2 separate regions of the Homo sapiens genome follow, and region 2 is linked to region 1. Evidence: read pairs that join two places in POLR2A ChIA-PET (ENCODE). Cell type or tissue: GM12878. All regions are shown on one strand.

What was found. ChIA-PET counts read pairs that join two places held together with the same protein. Peaks named below come from ENCODE experiments on the same cell type or tissue, not always from the same donor. Only the 100,000 strongest peaks of a DNase experiment are listed, where the experiment ranks them.
Region 2: POLR2A ChIA-PET joins it to region 1 with 11 read pairs; 1 of 35 experiments calls an interaction of 5 or more read pairs at or near these places.

Annotation. Positions count from the first base shown.
Region 1 is chr11:131,185,395-131,187,894 of GRCh38, reverse strand. It overlaps LOC105369578 (a long non-coding RNA gene), which reads left to right and starts at 1,174. Exons shown (of 5, transcript XR_948201.3): 1 at 1,174-1,264; 2 at 1,442-1,548. LOC107984412 (a long non-coding RNA gene) reads right to left here and starts at 1,085. Exons shown (of 4, transcript XR_001748463.2): 1 at 768-1,085. RefSeq lists an enhancer at 1,017-1,246. In GM12878, no CTCF peak of the experiment used is centred here; a DNase peak (open chromatin) is centred at 1,044; H3K4me3 peaks cover 820 bases.
Region 2 is chr11:131,105,460-131,107,959 of GRCh38, reverse strand. No RefSeq gene overlaps it. Among named protein-coding and RNA genes, the nearest start is that of SNX19, 190 kb to the right of the region's middle. In GM12878, no CTCF peak of the experiment used is centred here; no DNase peak of the experiment used is centred here.

The DNA.
Region 1 (2,500 bases):
CACCAGGCTGGAGTGCAGTGGTGTGATCTCAGCCCATTACAACCTCTGCCTCCTGTGTTCAAGCGATTCTGCTGCCTCAGCCTCCCGAGTAGCTGGGACTACAGGCACGTGCCATCACGCCCAGCTAATTTTTGTATTTTCAGTAGAGACGGGGTTTCACCAAATTGGCCAGGCTGGTCTCGAACTCCTGACCTCGTGATCCACCCACCTCAGCCTCCCAAAGGGCTGGGATTACAGACGTGAGCCACCGCGCCCAGCCTCCTATTTTTCCAATAAAAAAACTAAGGCACAAAGGGCCTATGAGAGTTTCCAGCAACCACCAAGGCCATCCTTATGAGGAATGGCTTACTAGAATTGGTCTGCATCCAGGAGCTCAATCATACTAGCACACCTGTTGAACGATGGATAGAGATATAGGGTAAGCAAAGGTGAAATGTCTCCAGTCAGTACCCATCCAATTAGTACTCAACTCAGGGCCCCTAGAAAACACTGTGCTTTCACTTCATAACAGTAGCCAGAAACGATGAAACAAAACAAAACAAAAAAACACTGGGCAAATTGTCATGAGTAGCTAAGGATCCATTTCATTTAGCAAATAGTGTTGGTCCCAGGAAAAAGCACCAAGCCTGGGAATCCCTGCCACAATGACAGAATCACATTCAACAGCTGCTTCCAGCATAGGATGCAATCCCCGCCGCCAGCATCCCTCCCACCTCCAGAAATAGTAAACATCTGCCAAGAGAGAGCCCCATTAGTAAAATTCCCACCTTCTAAGGGTCATCGATTGGCTTTCTTCTGAGCTTCCTGCCTGCTTCCCTCATCTCTGCAGCCTGTTAGAGCCTGCCACGACCGCGTGGGCAACCCCTAGCTGCAGTTTCTTTCCTCTTCTCTGCCCTCAGCACTTTCCCCTCCAGGAGCACAACTCTGAGCTGTCATTCCTGTCAACCAGATGGGAGATCAGCCACAAAGCTGCTCCGCCTCTCGCAAGGACAGGAACTCTTGTGGCAGGCAGGCTTTCGGGGCGGCTCCAAGAGGGAGTGAGTGAGTCTGGGCCTCTTAGTCGCTGTGGTCATGGTAAGGGAAAGTGACCTGTTTGTCACCAGGTTTCCCTTGGAAGTCCCCCACCCTCAGGCCTGGCTCCCCGCACTTCCCCTTTTGGTCCCTTCTGCTCTCACAGCTTCACTGCAGCCAGCGTGGAGCAGGATGCTGACAGCAGAGTGGCTCCAGTGAGCTGCCATTCCAGATGTCAGGAACAAGCTCACAGGTAGGAGCCCTGTAGGATATTTATGACTTTAATTCCTCGGTAGAGGTTTTTGTTCTTTCATGCGGCGACATATGAATCGCTACTCATTTGCTCCTGTATTTCCACGTCAGTGGCAATTATGGAAGGGCTGCTGGCTTCTTGTACGAACCCACAAGTTATGATCCCTACATATTTCAGACTGAGTGAAGCCGAGAAGGATTGCAAACACCAGTGAGAAAGGGCTGGGAGACAACAGTGACGGAGAAGAGGAGCAGGCTTTCAGGCGATAAGGTGGCTGTGAACTGGTGAGGAGAGGCGGGAAAGTGCCCACTGTTTTGAGGGGCTGGTCTAGGCATCCTGGGCTTCCCTGGCCAGGTTGCGGGGGAGGTTTGGGGGATGGTGGGGGGAAGGTGGTGCAGGCCCAGCTGTAGAGGATTTGAGCTTTGCTCTGCCCAGCAGCTAGCACATTTGTCCGTCTGTGACCTTGGGAAAGTCACTTCCCTTATCTGGCTCCTGCTTTCCCCAGCTTTGAAATGAGGACAGGCCTCCTGGGAGGAGGGAAGAATGCACCGAAGCATGCACTGATGAAAGTTTCTATCCAAAGACCCAGAGCCACACTGCTCTTCATGGAATGGGGCTGTATCCTGGCTCAACAACCACAGCATTTTCACACTTAACAAAAGAAAAGGTCTGTCAAAATCCAGTATGCCACCAACTGGGGAATATAAACCCCCTTTCTACTTTTTTTAAGTTTACAACAAATTCATAAAGCAAAGAGGCTTTTTTATTTCATGTTTGTCAATAAACCTGGCAATAGAAATACCAATTTGAACAGCAATTTTCCTGCTGGTCTGAGCTGAAATTAGCTATGGATGAATTGGTTTTCAGTTTTTACATGTAAATAATCTCCACACCCCCTGCTCCTATAGACAGTTGTAAGACATTACCCTGTTTCATGGCCATGTCTCTGCCCAAATCTTTGGTTCTTGAAGGTGACACCCATTTTTGCTGCAATGACTCTGACCAATTCTGGTCTAAAGCCTGGGCACAAAGGGCATATTGCTGCAACCACATGGCCAGCAGGGAGGCGGAGGTGGCAGCCTGTCCAGACAGGGTGGAGAAAGGCTTGGAATATGGATGTCCTGAGGACCAATGGAGGCTTGCCCCATTGACCTTCATCACTGTGCCCCGCTGACCTTCATCACTGTGCCCCGTGCCCCGCTGACCTTCATCACTGTGCCTCACTGACCTTCATCT
Region 2 (2,500 bases), 80 kb after region 1:
CCTTCCTTGGCAGTTCCAGCCCACATGGAAATACTTCTTTAATTTGATCTCCCAATGCATTTACTATACAGGTTCCTTCCCTTGATACTTAAACACTGTTTAACAGTTATTATATATTTTATAAATTTATCAAAGATTGCAGTCTTTCAGGGCAGAAACCATATCTCACCTTTCAGTTATGGTTCTGCAGTGCCCAGCCTGTTCCCCTCAGGACACTCTCATGTCATGGACAGAAGGTGGGGCCTTAAATCAAAGAACTAGGTTTAGGTTCTTTCCCTTGCTGGTCTATGACCCTGGCAAGACACATGTGAGCCCACCAAGATTTGCTGTCCACTTCTTTCTTAGTAATAAAACCCCTGTTTTTAGCTTGAACATGATCATTTGGAATAAAGAGAATATGTTCTAGTCCCCTTTAAACTGGCCACATGACCAGGTTCCAGCTGGTGAGGTCAAAGTGACAGCTGTGTAAGATTTTGCCCTTTCTTGATTTGGTTCTTCTAGCTGCTACTTGAAATTTGTATACAGTAGCTGCAGTTATATCTAGCTGCCCTTGTGGAACTGTTTGGATGGGGGCCACATCTAGGGAAGGTGGAGCCTGAATATCTAACAGTAGTTTCATGAGGCCATCAAACTACCCCTGCACTGTGTGCTTCAAAACTTTATTTAAAATGAGAGATAAATAAATGTTACTTGCAAGCTGACTTTAATCCTAACTAAATACTCTGAACCTTAGGTTTCTCACCAATACAATGTAGATAATTCATACCTTCATGGCATGTAAAGCAAATAGTACAAATGTAAACTCACTGTTACAGTGGAAGTTGAATTGTAAACACTTACAGAAAAATAATGAAGACATTAAAAGTACAAGGGAGAGAGTAAGAGAGACAGACTAGTGATTTGCATAAACGCTGGGCTGGCATTTCAGAAGGAGTACACCAGGCATAAGGGCTGAGCTGGTCCTTGGAAGAACCAATTAGTCCTTCCCTGCACTAACTTCAGATTGTAACCAGCATGAGCTGTTCTACACCGTAATTTCCCACACATGTGAACATGGACATAAAAAAGACCTTGAGGGGGACCCCCATAGGAAAGATCAGAAAGTCTGCAGTAAAGGGGGCAAAGTGGGAAGCAAAGCACCAACTTAGTGTCACTTCCAATGAACTTGAAAAACGGAAAGAAGGAAAAGCCATCTTTAACGGTTAGAAAGAGAGTTTATCTTTCTCCACTGTCCGTGAAAGGTGGATTTATCATGGATTTCTTCCTTCTTCTCCTTTATTTTTTTCTTCCACTACTCACTCCATTATCTTGTCAGTTAGAACCACCAGCTCTCCCAGAATCCTCCATCACTTCTCTCCTGCCACCCCTAGAAAATGCCTGCAGAATCCTGGCCCATCATTCACGGCCAAGCCAGAGCCTGCCCCTCTCAGATTCCAAGTTTGCCCTCCCGCTGGCGTGATAAGACAGACTGATGGATGGAGAGGTGGTTTCTCATAATGCCTGGTACTGGGCCCTCTATTACCATGAAGCATGGTCCTCCCCCTCCCGCCTCCGTTCCTTCATAACTCCCACGTAACTCCCCTGTGCGCCTCACAAAATCACACTTACCCATGCATGCTTTTCCAGGAGATTTTCTGCCCACCTTCTCAATACACTGGGCATGGACCGCGCTCTGCACACAAGTTCTACCTGTCGTGTATTATATCTTCCCCTTAGAAAGGATCTGTCTCTCTAAGAAGGACTTTACAAGAGTTTGTTTTAAAATGATTCCAACTACAGTGTGCTGAGCCTGTGTCAGATGTGTTTACCTATGGTATCAGTTAATACCCACGTGGCATCCCAGCTTCTAAGTGGAGAAAAGACCTGCAGGGAAGCTCTAAAATGCCAGCATCCTCTGGGTATTAAATAGCAGAACTAGGATTGTGGGCTTTTTTTTTTTTTTTTTTTTTTTTTTGAGACAGAGTCTTGCTCTGTTGCCCAGGCTGGAGTACAATAGCATGATCTCAGCTCACTGCAACCTCTGCCTCCCGGGTTCATGTGATTCTTCTGCCCCAGCCTCCCGAGTAGCTGGGACTACAGGTGTGTGCCACCATGCCCAGCTAATTTTTATATTTTTAGTAAAGAAGGAGTTTCACCATGTTGGCCAAGCTGGTCTCGAACTCCTGACCTCAGGTGATTCACTTGCCTCAGCCTCCCAAAGTGCTGGGATTGCAGGCATGAGCCACTGCACCTGGCTCAGAACTAGAGTTTGAACCCAAAGTTCTCTGCCTTGCAGCCTACTATATTCCACCACGTTTTCTCTGTCTCTTCATTAGTCTAGAAATATAGAACCTAAAAAGATGGGTGGACCCTGCTATGGTCTGAATGCTTATGTCTCCCCAAAATGTATATGCTGAAATTCTCACCTCCATGGTGATGCTATTAGGAGGTAGGGGCTTTGGGATATGATTAAGTCATGAGGGTAGAGCTCTCACAAATGGGATTAGTATCCTTATAAAAG